Linked DNA regions of Homo sapiens: region 1 is linked to region 2. Evidence: read pairs that join two places in POLR2A ChIA-PET (ENCODE). Cell type or tissue: GM12878. All regions are shown on one strand. Each heading gives the region's core, and the rest is flanking DNA. Links, peaks and the distances in the headings are about the cores only. Region 1 overlaps PDCD2L (programmed cell death 2 like). Region 2 holds the start of LOC105372379 (a long non-coding RNA gene).

Evidence for each region. ChIA-PET counts read pairs that join two places held together with the same protein. Peaks named below come from ENCODE experiments on the same cell type or tissue, not always from the same donor. Only the 100,000 strongest peaks of a DNase experiment are listed, where the experiment ranks them.
Region 1: POLR2A ChIA-PET joins it to region 2 with 5 read pairs; 1 of 35 experiments calls an interaction of 5 or more read pairs at or near these places.

Annotation. Positions count from the first base shown.
Region 1 is chr19:34,405,346-34,415,477 of GRCh38, forward strand. It overlaps PDCD2L (programmed cell death 2 like), which reads left to right. Exons shown (of 7, transcript NM_032346.2): 4 at 3,816-4,165; 5 at 8,392-8,502. Among named protein-coding and RNA genes, the nearest start is that of PDCD2L, 6.0 kb to the left of the region's middle. In GM12878, for the core only: no CTCF peak of the experiment used is centred there; a DNase peak (open chromatin) is centred at 4,241; H3K4me3 peaks cover 445 bases; H3K27ac peaks cover 2,064 bases.
Region 2 is chr19:35,200,847-35,210,978 of GRCh38, forward strand. It overlaps LOC105372379 (a long non-coding RNA gene), which reads left to right and starts at 4,275. Exons shown (of 3, transcript XR_935938.2): 1 at 4,275-4,430; 2 at 5,307-5,546. RefSeq lists enhancers at 2,236-2,753, 2,754-3,271, 3,272-3,789, 4,765-4,934. In GM12878, for the core only: no CTCF peak of the experiment used is centred there; DNase peaks (open chromatin) are centred at 4,585 and 5,745; H3K4me3 peaks cover 1,318 bases; H3K27ac peaks cover 3,037 bases.

The DNA.
Region 1 (10,132 bases), core at 1,784-6,783, 800 kb before region 2:
ATGGTGGTCAGGCTGGTCTCGAACTGCCGACCTCAGGTGATCCACCCGCCTCGGCCTCCCAAAGTGCTGGGATTACAGGCATGAGCCACCGCGCCCGGCCTTTCTTAAGGTTTTGTGAGAGTTTTTTTTTTCTTCTATTTTACTTTATTTTTATTTTCTAACTCCTTTGTTAAAAGGAGATGGAGGCCCAGCATGGTGGCTCACGCCTGTGATCCCACCGTTTTTTGAGAGGCTGAAGTGGGAGGATTGCTTGAGCTCAGAAGTTGGAGACCAGGCTGGGCGCGGTGGCTTACGCCTGTAATCCCAGCACTTTGGGAGGCCGAGGCGGGCGGATCTCCTGAGGTCAGAAGTTCGAGACCAGCCTGGCCAACATGGCGAAACCCCGTCTCTATTAAAAACAAAAACAAAAAATTAGCCGGGCATGGTGGCAGACACCTGTAATCCCAGCTACAAGGGAGGTTGAGGCAGGAGAATCGCTTGAACCCGGGAGACAGAGATTGCAGTGAGCTGAGATCATGCCACTGCACTCCAGCGTGGGTGACAGACTCCGTAAAAACAAAACAAAACAAAACAAAAGAAAAAAAAAACGTTGGGAGAGCAGTCTGGGCAACATAGCAAAACATCGTCTCTATAAAAAGTAAACAAATTAGCCAGGCATGATGGCCACGCAACTGTAGTGCCAGCTACTCAGGAGGCTGAGGTAGGAGGATTGCTTGAGTCTAGGAGGTTGAGGCTGCAGTGACCTACACTTGTGCCACTGCACTCCGGCCTGGGCCACAAAGCCAGACCCTGTCCCCTGCCAAAAAAACAAAAGGGAGATGGAGACTTCCTCCTGGATTTCTTCAACTTTTTTTTTTAACTGTAAATTGACAGTTTATAATAATGTATAAATTTATGAGGTATAAAGTGATGGCTATGATTCATGAATATCATGTGGAATAATTAAATGAAGCTAGTTAATGCATTCATCACCTCAAATACTTAACATCTTGTGAGAACATTTGAAATTTCCTCTAGCAATTTGGAGATACACAATACTCTTATTTTTTTTTTTTTTTGAGACGGAGTCTTGCTCTGTTGCCCAGGCTGGAGTGCAGTGGCGCCGTCTCTGCTCACTGCAAGCTCCACCTCCTGGGTTCACACCATTCTGCCTCAGCCTCCAGAGTAGCTGGGACCACAGGCGCCCGCCACCACGGCCAGCTAATTTTTTCATTTTTTTAAATTTTTAGTAGAGACAGGGTTTCACCATGTTAGCCAGGATGGTATTGATCTCGTGACCTTGTCATCCACCCACCTCGGCCTCCCAAAGTGCTGGGATTACAGGCTTGAGCCCCTGTGCCCAGCCACAATACTCTATTATTAACTATATTCATGCTGTGCAGTAGAACTTAAAAAAAACCCACATTCCTCCTGAATAACTGAGGTTTTGTATTCTTTGACCGTCATCTCCTTATTCTTCCCGCTCCAGGTTTCTTTCTTCCTTTTTTTTTTTTTTTTTTTTTTTGAGACCGAGTTTCGCTCTTGTTGCCCATGCTGGAGTGCAATGGCACAATCTCAGCTCACTGCAACCTCCACCTCCCGGATGCAAGCGCTTATCCTGCCTGCCTCAGCCTCCCTAGTAGCTGGGATTACAGGCACTCGCCACCACGCCCAGCTAATTTTTATATTTTTAGTAGAGAAAGGGTTTCACCATGTTGGCCAGGCTGGTCTTGAACTCCTGACCTCAGGCAACCCACCCGCCTCGGCCTCCCAAAGTGCTGGGATTACAGGCGTGAGCCACCATGCCCGGCTCACTCCAGATTTTTTTTTTTCTTTGAGATGGAGTTTCGCTTTGTTGCCAGGCCGGAGTGCAGTAGCACAATCTTGGCTCACTGCAGCCTCCGCCTCCCAGGTTCGAGCAATTCTCCTGCCTCAGCCTCCTGAGTACCTGGGACTACAGGCACACACCACCATGCCCAGCTAATTTTTGTATTTTTAGTAGAGATGGGGTTTCACCGTGTAGCCAGGATGGTGTCGATCTCTTTACCTCGTGATCCACCCGCCTTGGCTTCCTGAGGTGCTGGGATTACAGGCGTGAGCCACCACACCTGGCCACTCCAGATTTCTTTAACCACCACTCTACTCTCTACTTCTTTGAGGTTGTTTTAGATTCCACATATAAGTGAATACATGCAGCATTTGTCTTTGTGTCTGGCTTATTTCCCTTAGCAAAATGTTCTCCAGTTCCATCCATGTTGTCACAAATGACAGAATTTCCTTTTTTTTTTTAAGGGTGAAAAATATTCCATTGTATATATAGTAGTTTTTTTAAACTTACACTGAAGGTCTTGAGACACACAGTTTACTGATTTTCCTGTTTGGGAATATATATGGGTGTGTACATATATGTGGTTGTATGTGATAATGTATACGTGTCTTTATAGTAAATATACTTTATGAGAGCTATATATGTATTAACACATTTCATAAGATGAAATCTGAATTTATTGAAAAGGCAGGCAAGTTGGTAGCTGCAGAACACAATTTAGCCTCCCTTTGACTGTAAATGTGTCTTTATATATACACTGAGTTTGTTTGTTTGTTTGTTTGTTTTTTGAGATGGGGTTGCATTCTGGTCACCCAGGCTGGAGTGCAGTGGCATGATCTCTGCCTCTTGGGCCCAAGCCATTCTCCCACGTCAGCCTCCTGAGTAGATGGGATTACAGGCACGTGCCACCATGCCCAGCTGATTTTCATATTTTTTGTATAGATGGGATTTTGTCATGTTGCCCAGGCTGTTCTTGAACTCCTGGACTCAAACAGTCCGCCCACCTCAACCTCCCAAAATGCTGGGATTACAGGCGTGAGACACTGGGCCCGGCCTGCACCCAGTTCTTGATGTTTGCTAGGCATAGTATTAGCAGTACTTAAATAAAAAGTTGAAGACAGTGGTGTTTGCCTATATTTGTCAGGGTTCAGGTGCAGATAATTAGAAAAGTGCTGTTGCTTTTTCTTTTTTTTTTTGAGACCGAGTGTCGCTCTGTCACCCAGGCTGGAGTGCAGTGGTGTGATCTTGGCTCACTGCAACCTCCGCCTCCCGGGTTCAAGCGATTCTCCTGCCTCAGCCTCCTGAGTAGCTGGATTACGGGCACGTGCCACCATGCCTGGCTTTTAAGCTGAGACAGACTTAACACAGGAGTGAGGTTTTTAGTAAGTGGATAGGCTGAAGGAGGAGGCTCCAGGAATGCCCTCCAGAATCACACCTCAGAACTGGCCGTGAAGGAGCTGCTATGCCACCTCTCCTGCTGTCAGGAAGCTTAGGTGTGATCTGGTGAACTAGAGGCTGTCTTTGCCACCGAACCGTTGGCTCCAAAGCCTTGTTCTGTCTGTGTCTACACAATGGCTACCTTTTGCTATGTGGTCTTTCTTTCTACTTCACTCTGTCTCAAGTTCATGTTTCTCTCTAGTAGACCTGATTAGCAGACCCCTAATCATATCTGAAACCCTAGCTGCTAAGGGGTCTGGGAAAGGTAGTTCTTTCTTTTCAGTTCCTGCAATACATGAAGCACAACAGAAAGATATTGGAACGGATGGTTGAATAACCCCTGTACTATATCTGTCACACTCACCCCAAAAAGGAAAGACAAGTATTTTAAGTCACCTCCAACGTGCTTTTGAGTACATAGGGTCTAGAAAGTTTGATTGGAGTGTACCAGAGGGGAAGGGGATGGTGTGAAGGCTCCCTCTGGAAGGCGCGGCGGTGGGTGGCTGGAGCCGAAGGATTAGAATAAACCTCCCAAATGTGCTCGGACCTCATTCACTGAGTATTTTTCCAGAAACAGGGAAACAGCCTTGCAGCTGAGGACTGGTGTGAAGGTGCTGATGACTGGGGAAGTGATACTGAGGAGGGGCCTTCACCACAGTTTACCTTGGATTTTGGGAATGATGCCAGCAGTGCCAAAGACGTAGACTGGACTGCTCGGCTCCAAGACCTCCGCCTGCAGGATGCTGTCCTGGGTGCTGCCCATCCTGTGCCTCCTGGGCTGCCGCTCTTCCTGCCCTACTACATCTGTGTTGCAGATGAGGATGATTACAGGGACTTTGTCAACCTGGATCATGCCCACAGCCTTCTGAGGGACTATCAGCAGAGAGAAGGCATTGCCATGGATCAGTTGCTTTCCCAAAGGTGAGGATGTGTGCTGCTGAGGTTGAGAGGTGACTGGATTGGGAAGCAGCCACAAGAGTTACCCTTCAGTTTCACCACAGGACCTGGGGAAACTTTCAGGCAGAACTTGTATGTAGGACCTTTTTGCTTCACTTCCTTATCAGCCAACTTGAGTTAGCTTGAAAACCCTGCTCTATTTATAATTGCCGTTAAGAAAGTGAAGATGAACAAACAGAAGTTAGAGATGGCAAGTATTTATAGAAGACGCGTTCACTGACTCTTAAATTTTCTTTTATATTTCTAATATGTCTTTATAGCAGAGACAGGCAAGTTAGAAAACTACCATTTGATCTGGGATAATAAGATTGGGGTGAAAAAATGGAAAAAGGAAAAGAAAAACGCCATTTGTTTATTGACTCTTGGCTGTGGCTCCAGAACTGGCCCAGGACCTCAGAGATGCTTTCAGATCCTCAATTCTGTAAAATGAGAGTGATGGTGATATCTCTGTTCTCTGTTTCATCCCATGATTTTTTGAGAGTTAAGCGAGAGGGTAGATCTTGAAAGGCTTTATAAACCAAAGCTCTCTAAAGAGGTAAGAATGATCATTTTTGCTTATTGATTGACTGAGAGAGACAGGGTCTCACTCTGTCACCCACGCTGGAGTGAATTGGTGTGATCAAAGCTCATGCAGCCTTGAACTCCTGGGCTCAGGCAATCTATCTTAGTTTCCCAAGTAGCTGGGAGTACAGGTGCACACCACCATGTCTGACCAATTAAAATTTTTTGAGTTTCGCTGTTGTTACCCAGGCTGGAGTGCAATGGCACGATCTCGGCTCACTGCAACCTCCACCTCTCAGGTTTAAGCAGTTCTCCTACCTCAGCCTCCCAAGTAGCTGGGATTATAGCCATGTGCCACCATGCCCAGCTAATTTTTGTATTTTTAGTAGAGATGGGGTTTCACTATGTTGGTCAGGCTGGTCTCGAACTCCTGACCTCAGGTGATCCACCCACCTCAGCCTCCCAAAGTGCTGGGATTACAGGCGTGAGCCATTGTGCCTGGCCTAAAAATTTGTTTTAGCCACTGCACCCAGCATTTTTTACTATTAGAATAAAAAAATTACAATAGAATATTTGGAGAAATGGCCTGGTTCTTTACCAGAACTGTTTCATTTGTAGGCTTTTTCAGAATAATGATGAAGGGGAATGCATGAAGACATGTTGGTGTTTGAAAATAATCCTTAATAGAATTGATGGTTATAAGGACTTTTTATTTTTTATTTATTTATTTATTTATTTATTTATTTATTTTTGTGTGTGTGTGATATGGGCTCTCTTGCCAGGCTGGAGTGCAGTGGTGCGATCTCGGCTCACTGCAACCTCCCCTTCCTGGGTTCAAGCAATTTTCTTGCCTCAGCCTCCCAAGTAGCTGGGACTACAGGTGCGCGCCACCACACCCAGCTAATTTTTGTATTATTAGTAGAGACGGGGTTTCACCATGTTGACCAGGATAGTCTCAATCTCTTGACCTCGTGATCCACCTGCCTTGGCCTCCCAAAGTGCCGGGATTACAGGTGTGAGCCACCGCGCCCGGCAGGATTTTTTATTTTTTAATTTCTTAAGTTTTTATGTATTTGCTTATTTTTGGTGGGTTTCTTCAGACTAGAGTATTCTTCTTTTTTTTTTTTTTTTTTTTAGAGATGGGATCTTGCTTTGTTTCCCAGGCTGAACTGCAGTGGTGTGGTGTGGTTATGGCCTTTTTTTTTTTTTTTTGAGACAGTCTTGCTCTGTTGCCCAGGTTGGAGTGCAGTGGCACGTTCTCGGCTCACTGCAACCTCTCCCTCGCCGGCTTAAGCAGCTCTCATGTCTCAGCCTCCCGAGTAGCTGGGACCATAGGCGTGCGCCACTTCACCCAGCTAATTTTTGTATTTTCTTTTTAGTAGAGATGGGCTTTTGCCATACTGGCCGGGCTCTTCTTGGAGTTCTGGCCCCACGTGATCCGCCCACCTCGACCTCCCAAAGTGCCGGGATTACAGGTATTAGCCACCACGCCCAGCCTGCTCATGGTTTACTGCAGCCTCAAACTCCTGGCCTCAGGGGATCCTCTGGCCTCAGCTTTCCCCATAGCTGGGACTACAGGTGTGTGCCACCAAACTCAGCTAATTAAAAAAATTTTTGGTTTTTTTGAGACAGAGTCTCACTTTGTCACCCAGGCTGGAGTACAGCGGTGTGATAATGGCTCACTGCAACCTCCAGCTCCCAGTTTCAAATGATCCTCCTGCCTCAGCCTCCCAAGTAGCTGGGATTACAGGTACCCGCCACCACACCCGGTTAATTTTTGTATTTTTAGTAGAGATGGGGCTTCACCATGTTGGCCAGGCTGGTCTCAAACTCCTAACCTCAAGTGACCCACTCTCCTTGGCCTCCCAAAGTGCTGGGATTGCAGGCGTGAGCCACCGCACCCAGATGAAAAATACATATATATATATATATATATAAAATAAATAATAAAATATATATATTAAAAAATATATATGAAAATATATATATTTGAGACAGAATCTCGCTCTGTTGCCAGGCTGGAGTACAGTGGCTCAATCTCAGCTCATTGCAACCTCCACCTCCCAGGTTTAAGCAATTCTCCTCCCTTAGCCTCCTGAATAGCTAGGATTACAAGTGCATACCACCATGCCCAGCTAATTTTTGTATTTTTAGTAGAGACAGGGTTTCACCATGTTGGCCAGGATGGTCTCGATCTTTTGACCTCGTGATCCACCTGCCTCGGCCTTCCAAAGTGTTGAGATTACAGGTGTGAGCCACTGTGCCCTGCGACTTTTTAAATTGTAAATAATTACTCAAGAGTTGAAAATGGCTTGGGAGAAGGGTTGGGCAGGGAACTGCAGAGCTACATGTACACAATTTAAATATCAAAAATATTTACTTGACAGTTTTTGGCTGAGTGCGGTGGCTCACTCCTATAATTCCAGCACTTTGGGAGGCCGAGATGGATCACTTGAGGTCAGGAGTTGGAGACCAGCCTGGCCGACGTGGTGAAACCTTGTCTTTACTAAAAATACAAAAATTAGCTGGACGTGTTGGCGCACACTTGCAATCCCAGCTACTCAGGAGGCTGAGGCAGGAGAATTGCTTGAACCCAGGAGGTGGAGGTTGCAGTGAGCCAAGATTGCACCATTGCACTCCAGCCTGGGTGACAGAGGGAGACTCCCTCTCAAAAAAAAAAAAAAATTACTTGACAGTTTTACAGTTTTTTAACTTTGACAGTTTTTTTTTTTTTTTCTTTTTGAGACAGGGTCTCACACTGTTATCCAGGCTGTAGTGCAATGGTGTGCTCACGGCTCACCACAGCCTTGCCTCTGGAATAGCCGGGACCACAGGTGCATGCCACCATGCCCAGCTAATTTTTGTATTTTTTTGTAGAGACAAGGTTCTGCCAGATTGCCCAGGATGGTTTTGAACTCCTGAGCTCAAGTGATCCGCCTGCCTCGGCCTCCCAAAGTGCTGGGATTACAGGCGTGAGCCCACTGCACTGGCCTGAGAAATTTTTTTTTGAGACGGAGTTTCACTCTTCTTGCCCAGGCTGGAGTGCAATAGCGCAATCTTGGCTCACTGCAACCTCCATCTCCTGGGTTCAAGTGATTCTCCTGCCTCAGCCTCCCAAGGAGCTGGGATTACAGGCGCCCGCCACCACGCCTGGCTAATTTTTTGTACTTTTATTAGAGATGGGGTTTCAAGATGTTGGCCAGGCTGGTTTCAAGCTCCTGACCTCAGGTGATCTGCTCACCTCGGCCTCCCAAAGTGCTGGGATTAAAGGCGTGATTGATTTTTTTTTTTTTTTTTTTTTTGAGATGGAGTCTCATTCTGTCACCAGGCTGGAGTGTAGTGGCATGGCACGATCTCGGCTCACTGCAACTTCCGCTTCCCGGGTTCAAGCGATTTCCTCTGCCTCAGCCTGCTGAGTAGCTGGGACTATAGGCGCAAGCCACCATGCCCAGCCAATTTTTTGCATTTTTTAGTAGAGATGGGGTTTCACCATGTTGGCCAGGATGGTCTCGATCTCCTGACCTTGTGATCTGCCTGCCTCGGCCTCCCAAAGTGCTGAGATTACAGGCGTGAGCCACTGCGCCTGCCCTGATAAAATTTTTTAAAAGAAAATTATCTTGTTTTGTCTTGCAAATGCTGTAATTTTCTGGATATAGACATTCAAAAGTGTTTTCTGCTTCTGTTTTTAGCCTTCCTAATGATGGTGATGAAAAATATGAGAAGACCATAATTAAAAGTGGAGATCAGACGTTTTACAAATTCATGAAGCGAATTGCTGCTTGTCAGGAGCAGATTTTGAGGTAAAAAAAGGCACAGTTCCTTTTATTGTTTTCCTTGATTATAAAGGAATACATATTAGTTTGGAAAACACAGGAAAATATGAGAAAAGCAAAACCTACAGTATTCCCCAAACCAAGAGAGAACCTAATACCTGCTTTATAGGACCTAATACCTACTTTATAGGATGTGTAGGAGGATTCAGTAAGGTAAAGTGCACTCACTTGTCTAACAAATACTTACGAAGTCTATTCTGCATGCCAGTTGCTGGTATTTGTAGGTGCTGCAGATATAGCAAGAAACGGCACAGATGAAGTCCATGTTCTCATAGCCTTTATTATTATTATTATTTAATTTTTTTTTTTCTTTGAGAGGGAGTCGCGCTCTGTCGCCCAGGCTGGAGTGTAGTGGCGTGATCTTGGCTCAATGCAACCTCCACCTCTTGGGTTTAAGCCATTCTCCTGCCTCAGCCTCCCAAGTAGCTGGGATTACAGGTGCCCGCCACCCTGCCCAGCTGATTTTTTTGTATTTTAGTAGAGATGGGGTTTCACCATGTTGGCCAGACTGGTCTCGAACTGCTGGCCTCACGTAATCTGCCCACCTCAGCCTCCCAAAGTTCTGAGATACAAGTGTGAGCCACCATGCCTGGCTTTTTTTTTTTTTTTTTTTTTTTTTTTTGGGGGCAGGGTCTTGCTCTGTTGCTCAGGCTGGAGTGCAGTGGTGTGATCAATCATAGCTCAGTGCACCTTGACCTCCTGGGCTCAAGTGATCCTCCCACTTCAGCCTCCCAAGTAGCTGGGACTACAGGCATGTACCACCATGCCCAACTAATTTTTGTATATTTTTTTAGAAATGGTATTTCACCATGTTGGCCAGGCTGGTTCCAAACTTCTGGGTTCAAGCCATCCACCTGCCTTGGCTTCCCAGAGTTTGTTCTAGGATTACAGGCATGAGCCACTGTGCCTGGACTATTATTATTATTAAAAAAATATTTTTTTAGAGAGAGGGTCTCAGTCTGTTGTCCACCCTGGAGTGCAGTGGCGTGATCATTGCTCACTGTAACAACTACCTCTTGGGCTCAATCGATCCTCCCAAGTAGCTAGAACTACAGGAGTGTGCCACCATGTTTGGCTAATTTTTAAAAAATGTATTTTGTAGAGATGGGATCTGATCATGTTGCCCAGTCTGCTCTCAAACTCCTGGCCTCAAGTGATCCTCCTGCCACGGCCTTCCAAAGTGATGGGATTACCGGCATCAGCCACGACCCTTGGCCCATATATTTATTTTTATTTTTTAATTTATTTTTATTTTTCTGGGATGGAGTCTCGCCCTGCCACCCAGGCTGGAGTGCAGTGACGTGATCCTGGCTCACTGCAATCTCCGCCTCCCAAGTTTAAGAGTCTCCTGCCTCAGCCTCCCGAGTATCTAGGATTACAGCGCCACCACGCCTGACTACTTTTTGTATTTTTAGTGGAGACGGAGTTTTACCATGTTGGTCAGGCTGGTATCGAACTCCTGACTTCAAATGATCTGCCCGCTTCAGCCTCCCAAAGTGCTGGAGTTACAGGCTTGAGCCACTGTGACTAGTGGGGGAGATTAAAAACAAACCTGTATGATTCCCATAAGTGATAAATGAGGAAAAAATAGAGCTAT
Region 2 (10,132 bases), core at 2,555-7,554:
CAGATGCTAGAAGCAGCTGTGCCCTTTCACCGCCAACCCCTGGTTTCTTCGATTGTTACTTGGAGGCTTTCCTGGCTGCCCTCAAAGTATCTTCTTGGTGTGGGCTGATTAGCTCCCACCTTAATTACCTCCTGACATCACCTCAAAGCTCACTTTAGGCTGAAGAAAAACTATAAAGTAAATGCTTCTTATTTTACTGCCAGTGAAATGATGAGCTTTTCAGTGCTGTGGATTTTTTTTTTTCTTATCATGTTCACGTCTGACCTTTCAGAGGCTGACTTCTAAAATGCAGGTTAGCAAAAGTCATGTCAGGAGGAGATGGAGATGTCTCCTCTCCTCTGCATCTGTGAAGAGGACAGTGAGTGCAATCTGCACCATAAATCTAGTTTGCAGAATCCGATAGGACGAGGTGTAAAAGAGGGCATGGCAATGCGGGAGTAGCTTTGTGAGAATTGCTCTTTGCATAAAAACCAGAGGCCTCGTGCTGCCTCAGATCCCGCGTGGCCGGGATGCTCACATCTGCAGCCTGGTATCTCCATCTCTCACTCTGCTGCTACATCCTCTCCACTCCAGCTATGCTGTGCAGACTCACCATCCTCTCTCAGCACTGGTCTTTTGTACACACTATTCCTTCTCATTGAAATACTGTTCCCCGCATTCTTTGTCTAGTTAAATCCCCTCATCCTTTAAGTCTCTGCTCAAACTTCGTGTCCTTGGAGAAGCCTTGTTCGAATTCCTTCTGTTATCTTCTCTCATGAATTCCTATACTTCTCCTTCATAGCAGGTGTATAGAACATAGCACACATAAGGCACGTGTTTATATGTGTTTTTGTGGTTGAGTAAAGTGTGCCCCCGTCCTTTTAGGACAGCCTGTGCCAGGGCAGGGACCAGGTCTTGGTCACTGCTGACTAGCAGTGTGCTCATAAAGGTTTGACAACCCTTGTAGGGGCTGGGGGATGCTGACTTATAGAGTTGCTGATTCCGTAGTATAAATCTTCCACCACGACTGATTTCAAGCTACCAATGTGAGTTCAACCATAACTCCTGAAAAACTTAACAAAGGGCTCTTGTGAGTTGGGATAAACTGGCTTCAGCACATAATATGGTTTGGCTGTGTCCCCACCTAAATCTCATCTTGAATTGTAGTTCCCATAATCCCCATGTGTCAGGGGGAGGAACGCAGTGGGAGGTAACTGAATCATGGAGGAGGTTACCCTCATGCTGTTCTCATGATAGCGAGTGTGTTCTCATGAGATTTGATGGTTTTATAAGGGGCTTTTCCCCCTTTGGCTCAGCACTTCTCTCTCTTGCACCAGGTGAAGAAGAACATGTTTGCTTTCCCTTCCACCATGATTGTAAGTTTCCTGAGGTCTCCCTAGCCATGCTGAACTGTGAGTCAATTAAACCTCTTTTCTTTATAAATTACCCAGTCTCCGGTACGTCTTTTTTTTTTTTTTTTTTTTTTTGAGAGAGAGTCTCGCTCTGTTGCCCAGGCTGGAATGCAGTGGCGCAATCTCAGCTCACTGCAAGCTCCGCCTCCCAGGTTCATGCCATTCTCCTTCCTCAGCCTCCCGAGTAGCTGGGACTACAGGCATCCGCCACCATGCCCGTCTAATTTTTTGTATTTTTAGTAGAGACAGGGTTTCACAATGTTAGCCAGGATGGTCTCGGTCTCCTGATCTCATGATCTTCCCGCCTCGGCCTCCCCGAGGATTACAGGCGTGAGCCACTGCACCCAGCCTTCAGGTATGTCTTTATTAGCAGTGTGAGAACAGATTAATACAGCACGCCACTGCTGCTGACCCTCCAACACCTGGTACAGATTTGTGGAATGAATGAATGAAGTTAGGCCCAGAAAGCAGAGCCTCCTCTGCCTGTGCCTATCCATGGTATACTCTCCATCTGTCTGCTGTAGAAATTAGCTTTAAGCAAAAGTACAGCATTTTCTATCAAGTAAAATACATTCAGTGTAATGCAAAGGAATATTCTATGAGTAAAACTTTCCCATTTTCCCCTGGTGTTAAAACATACTTTCTAGTGTGTAATTAGAGCTTTGCATGCTGTGAGTAGTGACTCGTTAGTGGTTCATGAGATCAATTTAGAAGGTCCTAACCAGCAATTTTTTTCTGAAATGGAATTAAGTAGAAGAAAAAAGAAATTTCAGAGTATCAGAGTTTGTCTCCAGCCTTAAGTAAGTGTTACTTTGGTAAACTCTTATTGTGAGTGTGTATTGTTGACAGAAAAGCCAAACTTTGTGAAATATTTAAAGAGGTTTATTCTGAGCCTATAAGAGTGGCCATGGCCTGGGGTACAGTCTCAAGAGATCCTGAGAACATGTGCCTGAGGGGGTCAGGTTACAGTTTGGTTTTATACATTTTAGGGAGACAGGAGTTACAGGCAAAGACATAAATCAATACACGGAAGGTGTACATTGGTTCAGCCTAAAGAGGTGGGATATCTTGAGTCAGAGGGTGGGGAACAGGGCTTACAGGCGGATTCAAAGACTTTCTGATTGCCATTTGGTTGGAAGAGTTAAGCTTTGCCTAAAGACTGAAGAAGTCCTTAGAAAAGAATGCTTGAGCTAACATAAGGGGTTGTAGAAGACAAGGCCCTTGTTATGCAGATGAAGTCTCCTAAGTGGCAGCGCTCAGAGAACATGTGACCAGGGTCAGCTTGGAATTTGGGATCTGATTGCCATAAAGAGTCTACTCTGTCAGTCCTGTGATCTGTATTTTAATGTTAATGTTGGTCAGTTGGGCCTAAACTCCAGAAGGGAGGGGCTAGAATGAGGCATGTGCACCTCCCATTTCTTCATGGCTAGAATTCAGTTGTTCAGATGTCTCTGGGGTCCCTTTGGCCCAGAAGGGGGTCCACTTAGTTAGTTGGGGGGCTCAGGATTTTATTTTTGGTTCAAAGTATATATTCTAGGTTGTGATGTCAAATGACTCTCTTACAGTTAACAACAAAAGTGTGAAAGCTACTGTGGTTGATAGCAATATCCTTTGGTTTAGTAGCTTTGTTTTATTTTCCATGTTATTACTTGGAAATTCTTTTCCCCTGGACCCTCCTAAGTCTCTGTCTCCTATCCCCCAGAGACCTAAAGGGTGAAGACACTGAGCTTCCAGATTTGAGGGCAGGAGAGTCCTAGTGAGGCCTGGCTTGGAGGCCAGGGAACTTCCTATTCCAGTCTGCAATGTTACCCTTCAATCTCCAGCTCCCCTGGCTGTTGGTGCCCACCCCAGAGTTGTGGAAGCCCTTTCAGTCTAGCTGCCCCACTTGGTGACAGCATGGGCAGGGCAGGACAGGGAGCATCATGGGGTTCATGCTTTCTGCCGTCCAGCCTCCCTACATGCAGGGCGATGGCCCCTAGCTGACCCTTGAGAGCTGAGGGGAGGCTAGGAAGAGGGTTAAAGGCGAAGCCAGACCCAGGCCATTACTGAAGTCACATGGCCTGCCAGGAAACCCCTGTCTATATTGTAGCTGGTTGAACTAATTATATTATAAATACTTTTCCATTTTCTGCCTAGAACCATGCTCTAGACATCTGCATGAGGTCATTAAACCTGCACCACAGCCATGCACACACACGTGTGTGTGTGTGTGTGTGTGTAAAAGACAGACATGAGGTATAGAAGAGCAATATAGAGGTCTCCATATTATGGGGGAACAGACAGTCCCAGAGCAGGGAGGTCACTTGAACAGGGTCACAGAGGCAGGAGGCCACGAACCTGGCTGGACACTGCAGGGCCAAGCAGGTAAACACTGTGCCTGACTCGCACCCAGACTTCGCAACAACCCTAGAATATTCATAAGTCAGTAATAATAGTGTTACAGGAAAGGAGTCCCGATCCAGACCCCAAGAGAGGGTTCTTGGATTCCCACAAGAGAGAATTCAGGGCAGGTCCATAAAGTGAAAGCAAGTTTATTAGGAAAATAAAGGAATAAAGAATGGCTACTCCATAGACAGAGCAGCCCCGAGGACTGCTGGTTGCCCATTTTTATGGTTATTTCTTGATGATATGCTACACAAGGGGTGGATTATTCATTTCTCCCCTTTTTAGACCATAGAGGGTAACTTCCCGACATCGCCATGGTATTTGTAAACTGTCATGGCGCTGGTGGGAGTGTAGCAGTGAGGACGACCAGAGGTCACTCTCGTGGCCATCTTGGTTTTGATGGGTATTATCTGGCTTCTTTATTGCATCCTGTTTTATCAGCAAGGTCTTTATGACCTGCATCTTGTGTTGACCTCCTATCTCACCCTGTGACTCAGAATGCCTTAACCATCTGGGGATGCAGCCCAGTAAGTCTCAGCCTCATTTTACCTGGCCCCTACTCAAGATGGGGTTGCTCTGGTTCAAACGCCTCTGACAGGGTGACAACTGTGACCACAACAGATTCACAAACATGACATTTTCAGAGAGAGGAAGGTATGCAGGGTGGTGTGATTTGGAAGAGGCTGTGGGCGTAGAGGGATGGGTAATTCAGTTGGGGTGGTCAGGGAGGGCTGCTTGGTGGAGGGGACTCTTGGCTGAGACCTGAGGGCTGTGAAGTTCTTAGAGAAGGGTGTTCCAGGCAGAGGGAACAGCAAGCACAAAGGCCTGAGACGAGAGCTAGCTTGGTATGCAAGAGGAACAGAAAAGAGGAAGTGAGAGTAAGGCGGGGGAGGGAAGGGGCAGGGAATGGAGGCTGTGGAGAGGGGAGGGTTTCCAGGCAGCCCAGGACCCTCAAGGAGAGAAACGTTGGATGTAGTCTCCCAGGTAGGGTCCATCTGGCCCTTCCTCCTGGCTCCTGCGGAGTCCGAGTGGCTCTTTCCCTCCTTCCCTCCTCTCCCCTCCTCCTTCTCTCCCTCTCCATTTTCCCTGCAAGGTCTGCAGCCCAACTCCAGCTCTCCCATTACTACAGGGGCTGGTGGGTCCTTCTGAGCAAGAAGATGGGGCTCTTTGTCTACAGTGTCTGTCTATAGTCATTCACCCACTCATTCATTTAATCATTCACTCATTCATTCATTCATTTAGCCACTCATTTGTCAAATATTGATTTTTCTCAGGTGTTTTGCCCTCACAGGTCCTGCCGCCTAAAACACTGACTTCTTATCTCTCAAGGCTTTGCTTTCAACACTGTCTCTTCCAAGACCTCTCCCTGACCACTCCCAACTTACTAAACCCCTATCACCCTGTTAGCTTTTGAATGCTCTTCATGGTAAAACAGGACAGGTTGATGCTCTCCGGGGCTCTCTCTACACACAAGAGAGAGATTAGCCTGACGGGCATTCGTTTACCCTTCTCATTTTCTTTGGGAACCAGCCTCCCCTGCTCTTAGTCTATGTGATTCGGACACAGCCAACTACATTTCCCAGATCCAGAAATGAACACGCCATTCCAAGTAAAGCCAATGAGAGACAGCTGCAGGACTTTTGCTGGAACTATTGGGAAAGTGGTGTTTCTTTTTCTGCTATGGTTACTTATCTGCTATGCTCTAAGCCTGGAACTGCTGGAGGTCATCTTTGCTGCATGAAAATGAAGTCAATATTGAGGACAGCAGAGGTGAGAGGGAGAGAGGCATAATCCTGAGTGTATTGCAGGGGCACCTGGATCCAGCCATACCTGAAATCCGAGACTTTCCATTCTAAGAACCAATACATTCTCTTTGTACTTAAGCTAGTTTGGGTTTTAATCACTTGTGCCAGAAGGCCTGATTGATAATAAAACCTCAAAGATAAGCAGGCAGTCAAGCTTAGGTACTTTCCTTTTAAGAGATGCGGGCAGGTGCTTCCTTCTCTCAGAAACCACTCCTCCTCTAGGACCTTCTATTCTAAGAAGCCTGGGTGTTTGAGGTTCGTTCATCCTGAGGCATAAAAACAAGATCAAAGTGCCAGGCCAGACGGAGGCAGAGTGTCTACAGAAGCAGCCGTGCAACTAGCAGCAGGAATTGGGAATCTGCATTATTAATAAGCAAGCCCATTTTCCTTTACTTCTTTGTAAGCAGAGCCTTAATTTTATTAGCCTGTTTATTAGCTCTGACCATGTGTTCAGAAAAAGTACCCTCAGCCTCTGAGTGATCTAAGCCAGGCATAGTTCTCCTGTCTTCTTGTTGGTGATTGGTTCTGGAAAAGGCTGGGACACACTCCTGGCCAAGGAGAAGTCACAGCAGTGACTGACTTGGAGGGGGAGTCTGCTGGGGGCTGGCTAGTGGAAGGCATCTGGGGTAAAATGTTTTTGCTCTTAAAAAGTACTGTAGGAGGCCAGGCATGTTGACTCAGGCCTGTAATCCCAGCACTTTGGGAGGCCAAGATGGGCAGATCACTTGAGGTCAGGAGTTCGAGACCAGCCTGGACAACATGATGAAACCCCATTTCTATTTTTAAAAATACAAAAATTAGCTGGGCATGGTGGTGTGCACCTGTAGTCCCAGCTACTCAGGAAGCTGAGGCAGGAGAATCACTTGAACCTGGGAGGCGGAGGTTGCAGTGAGTGGACATTGCACCACTACACTCCAGCCTGGGTGACAGAGTGAGACTTCATCTCAAAAGAAAAAGAAAAGTACTGTAGGAGGCCAGGTGTGGTGGCTCACACCTGTAATCCCAGCATTTTGGGAGGCCAAGGCAGGAGGATCGCTTGAGCCCAGGAGTTCGAGACCAGCCTGAGCAACATAGCAAGACCCCATCTCCAAAAAAATTTTAAAAAGATACACAAAATTTGCCAGGCGTGGCGGTGTGTGCCTGTATTCCTGGCTACTAAGGAAGCTGAGGAGGGAGAATCACCTGAACCTGGGAGATCAAGGCTGCAGTGAGTCATAATCACACCACTGCACTCCAGCCTGTGTGACACAGCGAGATCCTATCTCAAAAAAAGAAAAAAATAATAATGTAAGAGAAATAAACTTTTTCTTTTCCTCGCAGAGAGAATGTGGCAGTGTGAGGAGGCATTTGCTGGCTTAAGCTGGGCTCTCAAACTCTTAGTCTAGAGCAGAGTTCTAACAGCATCACGTGTTTTTGCTTTCTCTTTCATCCACGTTGAAGAAGAGGGGGTAGTAAAAATATTCCTCTGGTTTAACAAAAAATTCACAAATATTTATCCTTTTCAGAATCTACATGCAATTTAAGTATTAGTCCCAGAATCACAGATGCTGGAATGTTAAAGTTTCTTTGACAAGACATACTGATGATCTCTGAAGTCCCTGCGGCCTGCAAAGAATATTTGCAAACAGAGTTTTATGATGCTGAGGATGATTCTGAAGCCACAGAGAAAGACATCATTTTTCTTCTTTTCTTTCTGCAATTTCTTTCATTAGCACTTCGGAGCACCTATAGTCGCCATGAGTTGAAATCTCATGAGTTAGTAGTAAGAGCAGAATCAGAGAGGCTAAACACTGAAAATACAGAAAGGAAATGGGTAGAGTAGGATTTTAGCAAGAGGAAGTATACGGTTGTGATGCTTTGCACCTATAGGAAATGATGGCTGGGGCTGTGGCAGCCACGTTACCACCGTGAGGGATGACATTGCCCACATGCTGAGGAGCCTGAGTCTATAAGAACATCATTCAACTGATGCATTGACCCCTGGAGAACCTCCCCGCCTTTGGGGGACCAGCAGTTCTGTAAAATAATACGTGTCCTTATTGCTTTTTTTTTTTGAGATGGAGTCTGGCTCTGTCCCCCAGGCGGGAGTGCAGTGGCGCGATCTCGGCTCACTGCAAGATCCACCTCCTGAGTTCACGCCATTCTCCTGCCTCAGCCTCCCGAGTAGCTGGGACTACAGGCGACCGCCACCATGCCTAGTTATTTTTTTGGATTTTTAGTAGAGACGGGGTTTCACCGTGTTAGCCAGGATGATCTCAATCTCCTGAGTTCACGCCATTCTCCTGCCTCAGCCTCCCGAGTAGCTGGGACTACAGGCGACCGCCACCATGCCTAGTTATTTTTTTGGATTTTTAGTAGAGACGGGGTTTCACCGTGTTAGCCAGGATGATCTCAATCTCCTGACCTCGCGATCTGCCTGCCTCGGCCTCCCAAAGTGCTGGGATTACAGGCACGAGCCACTGTGCCTGGCATCCTTATTGTTTTAAGATGTTTGGAATTTATTCTTCTCTTACTTGCAGCCAACAGCATCCTACATGAGGCAGCCAGGGTAAGTGGTCCACATACAATGGGTGAACAAGTGCTTATCCAGGAATTGAAAGAGCCTGGCTCATTCAGTGCTAGGACCAGAGCCCTCAGTGGACATTGTCCCACCTTTCAGCACTGAGGATGCCTCCTCCCCTCCAAGCCAGTCATTGCTGTATGTGATCATGTTAATTAGGTATCCATATTCCACAGGAGGGAGCAACGAGGTTTTCTTTTTTTTTTTTAAGATGGAGTCTTGCTCTGTTGCCCAGGCTGGAGTAAAGTGGTGCCATCTCAGCTCACTACAACCTCCTGGTTCCAGCAATTCTCCTGCCTCAGCCTCCCAGGTAGTTAAGATTACAGGTGCCCACTACCACATTGGGCTAAGTTTTGTATTTTTAGTAGAGATGGGGTTTCACTATGTTGGCCAGGCTGGTCTCAAACTCCTGACCTCAAGCTATCCGCCCACCTTGGCCTCCCAAAGTGCTGGGATTACAGGCATGAGCCACCACGCCTGGCCGCAATGAGGTATTTTTTTGTTTTTTTGTTTTTGTTTTTGTTTTTTTTCAATTCTAGCCGCCAATCACAAAATTTAACTAAGGTCCCTCCCAGCACACACCTGTCATCCATCCTGAAAATTTAAAGTAAAGGTATAAAAATATCAAAACCATGATTGCCTTTGGGGATGGAGTGGAGGTGGGGATTATCTGGGAAGGGGCATAAGGGGATTTTGCAGGGGTCACGGAGATGTTCTTTATCTTAACAGGGGCTTGTAGTCTAAAGCAGAAGCGTATACTTATTACATAAGTGCATTCATTGGTCAAAACTCAGCAAATGGAGATGGGAACAGTGGCTCATGCCTGTAATCTCAGCTACTGAGGAGGCTGATGCATGGGGATCACTTGAGGCCAGGAGGTCAAGACCAGTCTGTGCAACACAGAAAGACCTTATCTCTTTTAAAAAAAAAATTGTTTTAATTCCCCAGGCATAGAACTCACCCTGTGGAGAAAAAAAAAAAAAATTAGCCAGGCGTGGTGGCATATTTCTGTAGTACCAGTTACTTTCAAGGCTGAGGCAGAAGGATCGCTTGAGCCCAGGAGGTCAAGGCTGCAGTAAACTATGATCACACCACTGCACTCCAGTCTGGGGTACAGAGTGGGAGCGCATCTCTAAATAATAATGACAATACTAAGAAATTCAGCAAATGGATGTTTCATATGTGTGCATTTCATTGCATGCAAATTTATAAAATCTCAAAGATAACTGCAAACATTGAACTCCAGTTGGTGATATGAATCCTGAAATGTTTAAGGGTAAAGAGTACTGATGTCTGCTTTAAAATTCTTTAACCTTCTTTAAAAATACATTTTTAAAAAATCAGATGACTTGATAGAGGAATGGACTGATAGATATGTAATAAAGTAAATACAGAAAAATGTTAACAATTGTAGAATCTAGATGATGGGGCCAGGTGCGGTGGCTCACGCCTGTAATCCCAGCACTTTGGGAAGCTGAGGCAGGTGGATCGATCACCTGAGGTCAGGAGTTTGAGACCAGCCTGGCCAACATGGTGAAACACCATCTCTACCAAAAATACAAAAATTAGCCAGGCGTGACAGCGCATGCTTGTAATCCCAGCTACTCAGGAGAATCACTTGAACCCGGGAGGCAGAGGTTGCAGTGATCTGAGATCATATCACTGCACTCCAGCCCGGGTGACAGAGTGAGACTCCGTGTCAAAAAATAAAATAAAATAAAATAAAATAAAATAAAAGTGATGATGATCATAGTTATGAACAACAGTGAGAGTTCACACACTGCCTGTACTGTGGGCAAAGCCCGTTCTCAGTGCTTCGTGTGAATGAATTTGTTCACTCCTCACTACAACCTTCTGAGATAGATACTGTTATTCTCATTCACAGATGTGGACCCTGAGACCAGGGAGGTTGCGTGGCATCATTACATCAGAAGGGGAGTGGTCTGAATCCACTCCTCCCCTTCCAGGGCAGGAAGTCAACAGAGAAGGGC